Regions from separate parts of the Homo sapiens genome. Here region 2 is linked to region 1. The links are chromatin contacts, found by Hi-C or POLR2A ChIA-PET in ENCODE. All regions are on one chromosome and are shown on one strand. Each heading gives the region's core, a stretch centred on a gene start or an enhancer-like site at or near the end of the contact. The rest is flanking DNA. Distances are from core to core; before and after follow the strand shown. Region 1 has its middle 40 kb from the start of MB21D2. Region 2 overlaps MB21D2 (Mab-21 domain containing 2).

Region 1 (7,054 bases), core at 1,589-4,088:
ATCTTGATTCACAGACACATGCTCTAATTTTTGTTTGTTTGTTTTGTTTGTTTTTTTTTTTTTAGGCAGGCTCTCACTCTGTCATCCAGGCTGGAGTGCAGTGGTGCAATCACAGCTCACTGCAACCTCTGCCTCCTGGGCTCAAGTGATCCTCCTGCCTGGGCCTCCCAAGTAGCTGGGACTATAGGCACATGCCACCATGCCCAGCTAATTCTTGTATCTTTTGTAGAGATGGGGTTTCACCATGTTGCCTAGGCTGGTCTCAAACTCTTGAGCTCAAGTGATCTGCTGGCCTTGGCCCCCCAAAGTGTTGGGATTATAGGCATGAGCCACCATGCCCAGACCCACAAACTCTAAATTCTGAGAAGAATAGTGGTTGTCCTAATTAGACATTTTGTTGGCAAATGGGGCCAAGGACAAGGAGTCAGGATTCCAGGGTTTAAAGTCTATAGACTATTCATGGCATTAAAGACAGCCTATTACAATAAGGGAACCTGCAATTCAGCAGGTGAGCACAACTTCTCATGGGTACGGATAAGAGGATTAGACCCGACTGCACTCCATGATGTGGTCTGAAGATGCTGACCGATCTTGACTCCTCTGGCAAGTTCAGCCACCTCAATTAGAATATGACCTTCATTTGATGTAGTGAGCTCCCAATTAAAATTTTATGCGAAGAGTTTTTGAAGCTAAAGAAATTTTTAGAAAACTACTGGTATAGATAATCCCATGAGTTTTTCTAAATTTTCCTGTTAGGGTACAACCTCTCCCTTGAATATTAGTTTTAATTCATTATTAATATGAATTCACTTTTACTTCTATCTCCAAGTTGGCTATTCAGAATAATAGGTAAGAAGTATTACAGTATCTGCGCTCTGCACATTGAGGGTCAATAAATATTTGATGAACAAAAGAAGGTTGATGATACCAGGAGAAAGGAATGGGTCAGGTCGTTTTCATTTTTTTACTGTCAGTAAGCCATAGAGGAGCAGGGCAATTTTTTTAAACAGAGAAGTGAATTGCTATTTTCTTTTTTTCATAAATTAAGTAACACTGACATACTTTCTTAATGTTGCATTAAAACAACTCAACTTTATGAAGGGGTTCTCACTCTAGTGAAGAGTGATGAGCAGATGATAGAAATGGCTTATATAGTGACCCAAAGAATGCACACACTACTAAATTGTGCGATTTCTTTGCTTTATGTTCAAGTGTATGAAAATTACTTGAGTGAGCCCTAAGATCTAGCTGCTTTTGGAACAGATTACAGTCTGTGTGTGTGTGTCTGTGTGTAAGTGTGCATGTCTATGTGTGTGTGCATGTATGTGTATCTGTTTGTGTAAGTGTGTATGTGTATGTTGTTTGGAGGGAATTCTGTGTCACAGTTGTGTGGTCATAGGAATTCGGAAAGAAAGAAAACCTTAACCTGAGCAGGGATGGTTCAGATGATTTCTCAGATGAAGTGACAGAGATTGTTGAGAAAATGTAATTTGAGCCCACAGAAAACCCATTGTAAGCACTCCAATTCCTGGCTACAAACTGCACTTTATTCTTCAGGAAAATATCCTGGACTCAATCTTTAATCCTTTTACAAATTTTTTTTCTTTTTTCTTTTTTTTTTTTTTGAGATAGGGTCTCACTCTGTCACCCAGGCTGGTGTGCAGTGATGCAATCTTGGCTCACTATAACCTCCGCCTCCTGGGCTTAAGTGATTCTCCCATCGCAGCCTCCGGAATAGCTTGGACAACAGGGGTGCACCACCACACCTGGCTAATTTTTTTGTATTTTTTGTAGTTACAGGATTTTGCCATATTTTCCAGGCTGGTCTCAAACTCCTGGGCTCAAGTGATCCACCTGCATCGGCCTCCCAAATTGCTGGGGTTACAGGCATGTGCTGCTGTGCCTGGTCCCTTATTCAATTCTTAATGATATCTTTAGGCAACAGTGTAGCTCAGTAAAGAGTCCAATTCTGCCCTCAGATGTGTGGAGAGAAGCCACCCAAGGCAGGAAAAGCACCTCAATCCCTGGGGTAAATGAAGGCCTGTGTATGGAAAGCTTCTTTTGGTAGACGTTCACAAGCTCAATACTTAGATGTGATATATCTCCATCCGTGGAGGACTGTTTCTTTGGGGAGAGTTCTGCAGATGTATGCAGCCTCAGTTAGCACGGCAGGTAAAGTTTGGGGAAATTAAACCATGCCAGGAGGGAATAAATGGGCGAAGGGGCTGTTTAGAGCCTGAAGTGAACGCCCTTATGGAAGTCTGAAACTAATGTGGGAAAAGGCAAGCTAAATGATTCCTATTTGGTGATTTGTTTGAAATGTTTTGATGAAGGTTATGGAGAGGAAGACTCCAGTTTCATCATCTGAGAGCCATTGGATCTAAAAGAGGTGAGGCATCTTCTACTGGGAGCTCAACCAGTTAGAGGAAACCGATGCAGACGTGATTTCTCTGCTTTCCATCTCTTCACATAAATCCAACAAAATATCTTCTGCCTAGAGCTCTGCTTTCAATGTGTGCAATTATTCATCCATTTCCTCAATGTATATTAACTGTGTGCGAGGCACCAAGACAGGAGCTGGGGAATCAGGGGGGTTATGGGCCATACCATCAAGAGTCCCACAGTTTGGTTGGAGAGGAAGATAAGAAAACCTGCCATGACAGGATTTCCACACAACAGGGAGACAGTGACAGGAAGGTAATCAGGGAGGCAGTCTTGGGTGCTGTCCACAAGCACAGACTCTGGTAACAGCTCTGTTCTTATCCCAGCCCTGCCATTTAGTAGCTGTGTGATCTGGAGCCAGTTACGTCAACTCTCTGTGTTGCAATCTCCTCAATTGTGAAATGAAACTCGTAACACCAACCTCAAGGATTTGTTGTATGAGTTAAATGAGTTAATACATGTGAAGTGTTTAGTAAAGCACCAGCATGTACAATGTGCTCACAGCCCGCAGAGAACTGCAAGGGCAGGGACCCTTTCAGCTGCACCTCAACTGTCACTCCCTGTCTTCAGTTCTCAGCTGAGTCCAGCAGTTCCTGGGCAAGATGAGGAAGAAACAGTTACCGTCATTTCCCCCTCAAACCAAAGGGAAATGAGTGACTCACTCCAGCATCACGGAATGTCTGAAAGGGGATTTCTTTCTTTATCTAAAGGAAATTTTGGCAGGAAAAGTAGACTAAAACTATTCCCCAACGTAGGCAGCTCTTGTAAAATGATTTGTTAACTTAATATTTCTATGAACTTGTATTAAATACTTACCATATGCTAGGAACTGTGGGCTATAGGGTAACAGCCTGCATTTATTGATCCCTCACATGTGCTAAGCACTGTAGAAAGTACCGCATTTATCTAATATTCACAATACATCCTCATGAAGTAGGTTCATTATCATTCAAAGGAAGAAACTGAAACAGAGAGAGGTTAACAAATAACTTGCCAAGGTTCTACAGCAAGATAGGAAATAGTGGAGCAGGGATTTGAACTTGGGAAGAATGAGTGGAGAGTCCAAAGCCTGACCACTATGTTTTCCTGTCTTAAGAAAATATAATCACTTTCTGCAAGGAGTGCTTATTCTAGTGAAGGAGCCAGAAAAGAACAGATAATTAATATACAGTGTAATCTATGCTCTATAAAGGTGTGAACAGAGTTCTGTGGAAGCACAGAGGAGGGAGGAAATTACTTTGGCTGGGAGAACCAGTTTTAGCTGTAATAAGCAAAGTACTCAAGATTACACAAAATTTCCAAAATATGTACAAACCTGGAATGATGAAAATCTGTCACAGAGAAAGAAAAGCTTACATTCAAAGATGACTAAAAACTATAAACCTGTCTAGGTAATCAGCCTCTAAATGATCAAGAGTCAAAGTTACATTTTTGAGTCTATGACATCAGGTGTAATATGCATATTACTGCTTTGGTGTGACTGACCACACTGCACTTTGCTAACTGTCAAAACCATATATTTCAAGTCCCAGCTCAAGTTCTATCTTGGAAGGGAGTGGCCACAACTTATTAGTCTTTATTCTTTTTGGTATCCTCTGTCTCATCTATATTAGGTGCCTATCTCACTGCCTGGCTCAAGGTAGTAGCTCAAATGTGTTCATTCTGCGTCTTTTAGAAGTTGATTAATCTGTTTTTGTTTAGTTCAAGGCCTAATTTTTTCTCTCTCACCTTTCACTATTTTCATTTCACATCTCATTTATATTTCTCACAGATGTTACTAGGAGTCAAACTCTAAAATTCACCCATTTCAACATTTGGGAAAGAATGCATCAAAATGCGATCTCAAGATGGATTCTGGTGGTAACTTTTGGGTTTTCTTTATCAATGTCCCTCTTTGTCACTCATAGGAAAAATTAGCTTAAACTTAGTGGGAAAAAAATTTGGTTCCATATTGCTCAAGATATGTCCTGACTACCTGTTCAGGTCTGATTTTTGAGTAGCGGGTAACAACCAGTACACATCTTTCTCCAGCTCTTGACATCAAAACCGTCTGTTCAGAACGAGAGGGAAGAGAAAGAGAAAGGGGAGAATGAGCGTGGGAAGAAAGATAGAGAAAATGATTCTGTCAGTCTAGGGTCAAAAATAAATGGAGGAGGCAAGAATGTCCTGCAAAATGCTTTGAATAATGTTATAATAAATTACCAACGCTTACGAGGTTAAATGAATTGTGTCCCTGCTGACATTAAGTAAGGATTTGAGGTAGAATATCAATCTTCAGTAAGTGTCATCCTTTTGAGCTCAAATCAGTGGGCATCATTTTGTCTGATCAAGCACCAGTCCAGTTGTAGCTGAGAACTAGCTGGTACCTACAGTAATAGCTGATTTGTCAGTTACCCTGCTCAGGTGCCCAATCATTGCAGAACTGCTCCTGAAAGTACAGTCTTTGACTTTGATATCTTTTAAACACACTTCCAGGACACCTAAAATTCCTCTGTTACATCAAGTCTCTCATTGTGTTTACATAGACTTCTGCTACCCTAACCTGGCCCTACTCCATCTGTATTAGTCTATTCCTATGCTACTAATAAAAACATACCTGAGACTGGGTAATTTATAAAGGAAAGAGATTTAATGGACGCACAGTTCCACATGGCTGGGGAGGCTTCACAGTCGTGATTAGAAGGCAAAGGAGAAGAAAAACATGTCTTACATGGTGGCAGGAAAGAGAGTTTGTGCAGGGGAACTCCCATTTATAAACCATCAGATCTCATGAGACTTACTCACCATCACGAGAACAGTATGGGGGAAACTGCCCCCATGAATCAATTATCTCCACCTGGCCCCACCCTTGACATGTGGGGATTATTACAGTTCAAGGTGAGATTTGAGTGGGGACACAGAGTCTAACCATATAACCATCTGTTGTTACAGATTTTTCTTATTCATAGTTTTCTAGTAATTAATGTCAAAATGATAAGATAGGATCTCAGCATATCTCAGTATCTCATGAGGATGCAAGTTTATTCTTAAATACTTTATATAGAATTTACTAAGATGAAAGGAGATTTTTTTCTTTTATTTATTTATTTATTATTATTATACTTTAAGTTTTAGGGTACATGTGCACAATGTGCAGGTTAGTTACATATGTATACATGCACCATGCTGGTGCACTGCACCCACTAACTCGTCATCTAGCATTAGGTATATCTCCCAGTGCTATCCCTCCCCCCTCCCCTCACCCCACAACAGTCCCCAGAGTGTGATGTTCCCCTTCCTGTGTCCATGTGTTCTCATTGTTCAATTCCCACGTATGAGTGAGAATATGCAGTGTTTGGTTTTTTGTTCTTGGCGATAGTTTACTGAGAATGATGATTTCCAATTTCATCCATGTCCCTACAAAGGACATGAACTCATCATTTTTTATGGCTGCATAGTATTCCATGGTGTATATGTGCCACATTTTCTTAATCCAGTCCATCATTGTTGGACATTTGGGTTGGTTCCAAGTCTTTGCTATTGTGAATAATGCCGCAATAAACATACGTGTGCATGTGTCTTTATAGCAGCATGATTTATAGTCCTTTGGGTATATACCCAGTAATGGGATGGCTGGGTCAAATGGTATTTCTAGTTCTAGATCCCTGAGGAATCGCCACACTGACTTCCACAATGGTTGAACTAGTTTACAGTCCCACCAACAGTGTAAAAGTGTTCCTATTTCTCCACATCCTCTCCAGCACCTGTTGTTTCCTGACATTTTCATGATTGCCATTCTAACTGGTGTGAGATTGTATCTCATTGTGGTTTTGATTTGCATTTCTCTGATGGCCAGTGATGATGAGCATTTTTTTCATGTGTTTTTTGGCTGCATAAATGTCTTCTTTTGAGAAGTGTCTGTTCATGTCCTTCGCCCACTTTTTGATGGGGTTGTTTGTTTTTTTCTTGTAAATTTGTTTGAGTTCATTGTAGATTCTGGATATTAGCCCTTTGTCAGACGAGTAGGTTGCGAAAATTTTCTCCCATTTTGTAGGCTGCCTGTTCACTCTGATGGTAGTTTCTTTTGCTGTGCAGAAGCTCTTTAGTTTAATTAGATCCCATTTTTCAATTTTGTCTTTTGTTGCCATTGCTTTTGGTGTTTTAGACATGAAGTCCTTGCCCATGCCTATGTCCTGAATGGTAATGCCTAGGTTTTCTTCTAGGGTTTTTATGGTTTTAGGTCTAATGTTTAAGTCTTTATTTTTGTACATTGATTTTGTATCCTGAGACTTTGCTGAAGTTGCTTATCAGCTTAAGGAGATTTTGGGCTGAGATGATGGGGTTTTCTAGATATAAAATCATGTCGTCTGCAAACAGGGACAATTTGACTTCCTCTTTTCCTAATTGAATACCCTTTATTTCCTTCTCCTGCCTAATTGCCCTGGCCAGGACTTCCAACACTATGTTGAATAGGAGTGGTGAGAGAGGGCATCCCTGTCTTGTGCCAGTTTTCAAAGGGAATGCTTCCAGTTTTTGCCCATTCAGTATGATATTGGCTGTGGGTTTGTCATAGATAGCTCTTATTATTTTGAAATACGTCCCATCAATACCTAATTTATTGAGAGTTTTTAGC
Region 2 (6,251 bases), core at 1,890-4,389, 120 kb before region 1:
CTCCTCTGTTTCTCTGGTTACTTCTCCCCAAACCAGTTATCTCTCTGCAAAAGAAAAGGAGGAGGCAAGTACATCTTGAGAAGGAGAAAGGAGTTTTGGTTGCAGTGCAACCCTAGAGATAGTGCTATTGGAAGCCTGCCTGTCTGTTCATTTTGCCACTCAACGTGTTGTTCATGGCCCAGGAGCAAAGGCATCATCTGCTCGCTAGCATGAAGAATCTCAGCCTGCATTTGGGACCTAATGAATCAGAATCTGTGCTTTAACAGAAGATCCAGTGGATCTGTAGGCATGTTAAAGTTCTACATGTGCTAGAAAGGAACAGAAATCACAGGGAGTTTCCATGTATTCAATTTAAGAACCGACCTATGGGTATGAGATGGTCAAGCTAATAAGGACAAAACTATGTCAAAAAGGCTGTGTGGTCTCAAGGAAACAGCCCACACCCAGTGATCCTCCTGATACCCATACCCTTGCGTAGTCCCCTCAAACACTGAATGAGGGTTGGTCTGTGTGGCAAATCAAATAGGTAAACGTGATAGTATGAGACTTCTGAAGCTAGGTCATAAAGACACTGCAACCTTTTCTTGCCTTGGTTCCTTGGATCACATGCTTGGGTGGAAGCCAGTCACTATGTCGCAGCACTTCAAAGGAACCTTGTGGAGACGCCCACATGGGGATGAGCCGAGGCCTCCCAACTGCAGCACCAACTTCCCAGCCATGTGAGTCCGGTGGAAACTCTAGCCCCAGTCAAATTTTAGATGATTTCAGCCCTGCAACCTCATGAGAGACCACAAACCAGAACTACTCAACTACACCACTCCTAGATGCCTGACTCCAAGAAACTGTGAGATCATAAATGCTTAATGTTGTTTTAAGCCACTAAGTTTTGGAATAATTGTTTACTCAGCAGCAGCAAACTAGTACAAGAACAGAAAGATGGATCTGAGACTGGGTTTTCTCAACTAGTAGCAATTTTCCATAGTCACGTCACCTTCTTAGTATCTCAGATGACTCATCTGTGAAAGGAGCCATGGCAGTTCATCAAATCTTCAACACTTTTGGATATAAGATGCACCGTTGCTTTACAAATCACTAGAATAGTGAAAAATATTCAAATTCAGACAATCGATTCTAAGGTGCCTACTATTATTAGGGATGTACAATTGTGAGAAAGGGGAGCATCTTAAAAAAATCAATGAAATACAATTATTATACTTGTTCTGTCCACTACACAGAGATGGTGTAAGGATCAATGGAATAACAGATGAAAAGACTGGAAGGATGAAGGAACTTGATGGGCAGCATCCTGAAGCACCACAGCTTGAGAAGGGGAAATGACATTACAGTTATCCAAACTAGCTAATTAAACTGGCTCTGCTGGGCTTTGCCAACTCACTTTTAATGCTATTGCCTCAGGCTCCTATCACAATTTATACTCAAAATGACTGCTACAAAGCCCAGCTGAGAGGAAAAAAAACAGTCAAGGAGAACCATCCACAGCAGTGTTCCTTAAACCTGTTTGAGCATAAGAAATCACTTGGTGCCTTTGATAAATACACACCCAGGCCCCTTGCCTAGAGACTCTGATTCAGTAAATCTGCAGCTGGCATTGGAATCTGTATTTTAACAAGGGCCCCAGGCAGTTCTTACGAACACACAAGTTTCAAAACACTGATCTAAACAAGATAATATTGACACACTTACTGATATTTTTTCTTGGATCAAACTGTAATAGAAAATCACAAACCTAGATTGCCTTAGTTACATCTCCTCCCCATATAAAAATGCTTTCAACTAAGTGAAAGATTTTACTGAAGGCCAATGCAAAAAACTTGTCTTACCAAGTAAAGTTTATCATCAGCTGGAAAACTTACTTAAGTGATGGCAAATTACACTATTCAATGTTTATAATATTTAAAAATCTGCATAATAAGGATATGAAAGAGTATGTCTCGCCAGGTGCGGTGGGTCACGCCTGTAATCCCAGCACCTTGAGAGGCTGAGGCGGGCGGATCACGAGGTCAAGAGATTGAGACCAGCCTGGCCAACATGGTGAAACCCCATCGCTACTAAAAATACAAAAATTAGCTGGACGTGGTGGCGTGTGCCTGTAGTCCCAGCTACTCGGGAGGCTGGGGCAGGAGAATCACTTGGACCCGGGAGGCGGAGGTTGCAGTGAGCCGAGAGATCGAGCCACTGCACTCCAGCCTGGGCAACAGAATGAAACTCTGCCTGGAAAAGAAAAAGGGGACCGGGGGGAAGAGTACATCTACTGACAGACCTGTCTCTTTTAAATCAATCAATAAAAGTTGCTAGGCAACCATATTTTCCTTTTTTGCATAGACTGCCAGGAATCTTTTATCTAAAATTTATGCCCTCAAACAATAGCTATCTACCTATGTCAAATAAAACATTTCCTGTGAGATGTTAGCTTTGCCCTGTATTTTAATGGACACATTATAGTAAAATCTTTTTCCTTTAGACCTTTTTTTTTTTGGAAGAAAGCAGAAAACAAATTTTGAAGTCAATAATGTTAGGTCATTTTTGTTGTTGTTTCTAATCACATTCAGACTAAACAACTGTAACACAATTTCTAGCAATTCTTCCTTCAGTTGCTCAGGTTGTCTCCCCTCGTGGCAATCCCTTGGCCTGCTTTTAAAACACAAAACAAATGCTAACCCTATCTTGGCAAGGAAAGTCAATGACTCATTCAAGCCAAAGAGTTAAGAGACTAAACAAAAAATAATTTTAGCGCAGCTCCTCAAAAGGCTCTTCTTTTCTCTCTCAGATGTACAACATAATTTTCTGACAATCTGACGCAACTATGGCAGCACATTCAAGCCATTAAAAATCTTTTTTCTGCAAAAACAAAACAAAAACAAAAAACTTCCACTTCATTTTTAAACATCTCATTTGTGTGCCTTCAGTTTCGCAACAGAAATTCATCCTTGACCTAAACTTCTAAATATTCCACAAACAATAATTAAGTCACTAGGACCCTGCTGTGAAAAGGGCATTTTCTGACAGATGGGCTACGAAGTCAGAGCACAAAAATAGATTCTATGCTTTTCCAGCCTTACAGAGCAAGGAGACGTGGGGCAAGGGTTTCCATAATCAACCTTCAGAACAACCCTAGAACTCTGGGTGCACGTAGTGTCTCAAAAGGACATGACTAAGTTGTCAATACTTTAGAGCGTGGGATAGTGTTACTCGCTGTTGTTGCAATGAAGTTTTTCAATCTCTATGATTCTTCTCCTACCAGCCTGGCTGCCCAGGCTAACTTCACCCTCTTCTCCTTCTAGGGAAAGGTCTTTTCCTCTGTTGAGTCCTGCAGACTTCCCTCTCTTTCCATCAAGGCTAATCCCATCCTCCCCTGTATTCCCATGACACTCACAATATGGCATCACAAATGGTTGTCTCATATGTCTGTCTCTGCTACTGAACCAAGCAGCTTGAGGTCAACGATCTCAGTTCATTCATCTTTGAATTGCAGGACCAATCACACTGCAGGTACATGGTACATGGCAGGTACTCTGCCAATTTGTGTGAATGAATGAATCGAGTTCAGCAACACTGAGGTCCCTCAGATTCTCTGACTCAAATCCAGTTATGAGGCCGGGCATGGTGGCTCACACCTATAGTCCCAGCTACTCAGGAGGCTGATGTAGGAGAATCGCTTGAACCCAGGAAGTGGAAGTTGCAGTGAGCCAAGATCATGCCATTGCACTCCAGCCCAGACGACAAAGCGAGACTGCATCTCAAAAAAAAAAAACCAAACAAAACAAAACAAACAAAAAAACCCAAATCCAGTTATGATGCAAATAAGGACATGAGGACTGAGGAAGTAATTTTCCCCAGTTATATCAAAAAAAAAAAAAAAAAAGAAGAAGAAAGAAAAAAGACAAAAATCCAGATTTTCTCATCCCCATTCCACTGCTTTTCTATCATGCCTCCTCTTTGCACATGCTGTTTCTCCTGTGGGGCCACTCCTTTTTGTGTCTTCTGCCACTACTTTTCCGACCTTCCTGAGGTTTCTTAGCCCCTCCCAAGTCCTTCACATCTCAGCCAAGGAACAAAAACAAGGAAACCAAACACCACAAAGAAGTGCCAGCTGTTCTACCGTGAGAGCAAGACAAACTGGGAACACAAATGCAATGCTGGCAGAATTTCTTTCTGGGATAGACTGAAATGTTCCTTGAATTGCGCAGACAATTACTTTCTACCACAGGTACAGATGTTTGAGAGGATTGTTCTTTTTTTTTTTTTTTTTTTTGAGACAGAGTCTTGCTCTGACGCAGGCTGGAGTGCAGTGGCACGATCTCAGCTCACTGCAACCTCTGCCTCCCTGGTTCAAGCGATTCTCCTGCCTCAGCCTCCCGAGTAGCTGGGACTACAGGCGCATGCCACCATGCCCAGCTAATTTTTGTATTTTTAGTAGAGACAGGGTTTCACCATGTTGGCCAGGATGGTCTCAATCTCTTGACCTCGTGATCAGCTCACATCAGCCTCCCAAAGTGCTGGGATGACAGGCGTGAGCCACCACGCCTGGCCGATTGTTCACATTTTATTTGGCCAGGGATCTTTAGAAAGTGTCTTTAAAAAAAAAAAAAAAAAAAAGCTGGGTGCGGTGGCTTAAGCCTGTAATCCCAGCACTTTGGGAGGCTGAGGCGGGCAGCTCACGAGGTCAGGAGATCAAGACCATCCTGGCTAGCACGGTGAAACACCGTCTCTACAAAAAAATACAAAAAAATTAGCTGGGTGTGGTGGCGGGCACCTGTAGTCCCAGCTACTCGGGAGGTTGAGGCAAGAGAATGGCGTGAACCTGGGAGGTGGAGCTTGCAGTGAGCTGAAATCGCACCACTGCACTCCAGCCTGGGCGACACAGCGAGACTCTGTCTCAAAAAAAAAAAAAAAAAAAAAGTCTTAAAAACATACAAGCACATTTGCAAATTTTATTCCACTTAATCCAGAAAAATGCTAGGCCCTGATTCCCAAATCACTTATAGATTCCAGAAAAAAATGATGACAATTTGATCTAATTTCTTAAAACATTTTAACCGTCTGTTGGTCTAAAACTATTTATTAAGACATCAAGAATCATTTTCAGTCTTAACTCTGGAATTAAACTAAAAAATTTAGATGAATCACTTCTACTATTGTCTCTGTTCTACCTTTGCTTAAATATAACAAAACTCTGCCAACTTACAGATTTACTAGCCTTGATCCTAGAATTCATGGTGAAAAACCTGACCTCCTTTGGAAGATCAAGAAGAAGAAAGATTGGGGGAAAAAAAAAAAAAAGGCCTTCCCTCAGACAAAAAGCTTTTGATTACAGGATGTCACTATTTTCAGAATGTTCTTAGCACATTCCCAGTGAAGCACCATCATATCCTCCCTCTCTGGAGATGAAAAAAAGTCCCACCACTTCTAAGCTGGGTGTCTCTGAGGTGTTGGAGTGAGGCAATAGTGAGGTCAGAGAGTATGGTTATATGCTCTGGTTTGTTTCTGAGTGGATGGAACTGGGTTATAAATCAAGAGATCTAATTATAGACATAGCTGTATCCCTCCCTGGACCTCAGCTTCCTTTAATATTAAATAGAGGGCATTCCTTGAAGGTAGCATTCTGTGACTCCCTAACAGAGATAATCTCAGAGCATGTTTCTGAAAAAGCAGAAAATGGACCAAATGTCTTTAGGGAGTTCACTCTATTTTACTTTTGCTACGGAAACCCAAGGGTGTCTGGCACCCACCCCAAGCCATTGCGTCACCCAGACCTCTAACACACAAAAGCAGCCTGGGTGCTTGTTATGGGCTAAGTTGTGGACTCACAAATTCTTATGTTGAAGCCCTAACTCCCAGTAACCTCAGAATATTATTGTATTTGGAAATACAGCCTTTAAAGAAGTGATTAAATTAAAATGAGGCTGTTAGAGGGAGTCCTAATTCAATCTGACTGGTAGTCTTATAAGAAGAGATATCTGGATGCACAAGGGTGCACAAACACAGAAGGCGGCCATGTGAGGACACAGCAAGCAGGCGGCCGTCTGCAAGCCACGGAGAGGGGCCTCAGGAGAAACCACACCTACTGACACCTTGAACTTAGACTTCCAGCCTCCAGAACTGTGAGAAAACAAATTTCTGCTGTTTAAGCTACCCTGTCTGTGGTATTTTGCTACGGCAGACTTAGCAAGCTAATACAACACTGAACAGATTTAACTGTTTACATGGATCAATCATCCTGCCTAGGTTTC

Evidence for each region. Hi-C counts contacts between places; a loop is a spot of excess contacts on that map. ChIA-PET counts read pairs that join two places held with the same protein, here RNA polymerase II (POLR2A). Pooled maps may share reads with other maps.
Region 2: a loop to region 1 is called in a pooled map, with 6 times the contacts of the local background. The contact joins two enhancer-like sites. A Hi-C loop is called at or near these places in 6 of 50 pooled maps. POLR2A ChIA-PET finds 5 or more read pairs at or near these places in 2 of 52 experiments (activated T-cell and endothelial cell of umbilical vein).

Annotation. Positions count from the first base shown.
Region 1 is chr3:192,954,778-192,961,831 of GRCh38, forward strand. No RefSeq gene overlaps it. Among named protein-coding and RNA genes, the nearest start is that of MB21D2, 40 kb to the left of the region's middle. Within about 2 kb of position 2,839, at least 13 of the 41 ENCODE cell types and tissues checked have a DNase peak (open chromatin) inside an H3K27ac peak, as active enhancers do.
Region 2 is chr3:192,830,557-192,836,807 of GRCh38, forward strand. All of the region lies in intron 1 of MB21D2 (Mab-21 domain containing 2), which reads right to left. Among named protein-coding and RNA genes, the nearest start is that of MB21D2, 84 kb to the right of the region's middle. RefSeq lists an enhancer at 582-781. Within about 2 kb of position 3,140, at least 4 of the 41 ENCODE cell types and tissues checked have a DNase peak (open chromatin) inside an H3K27ac peak, as active enhancers do.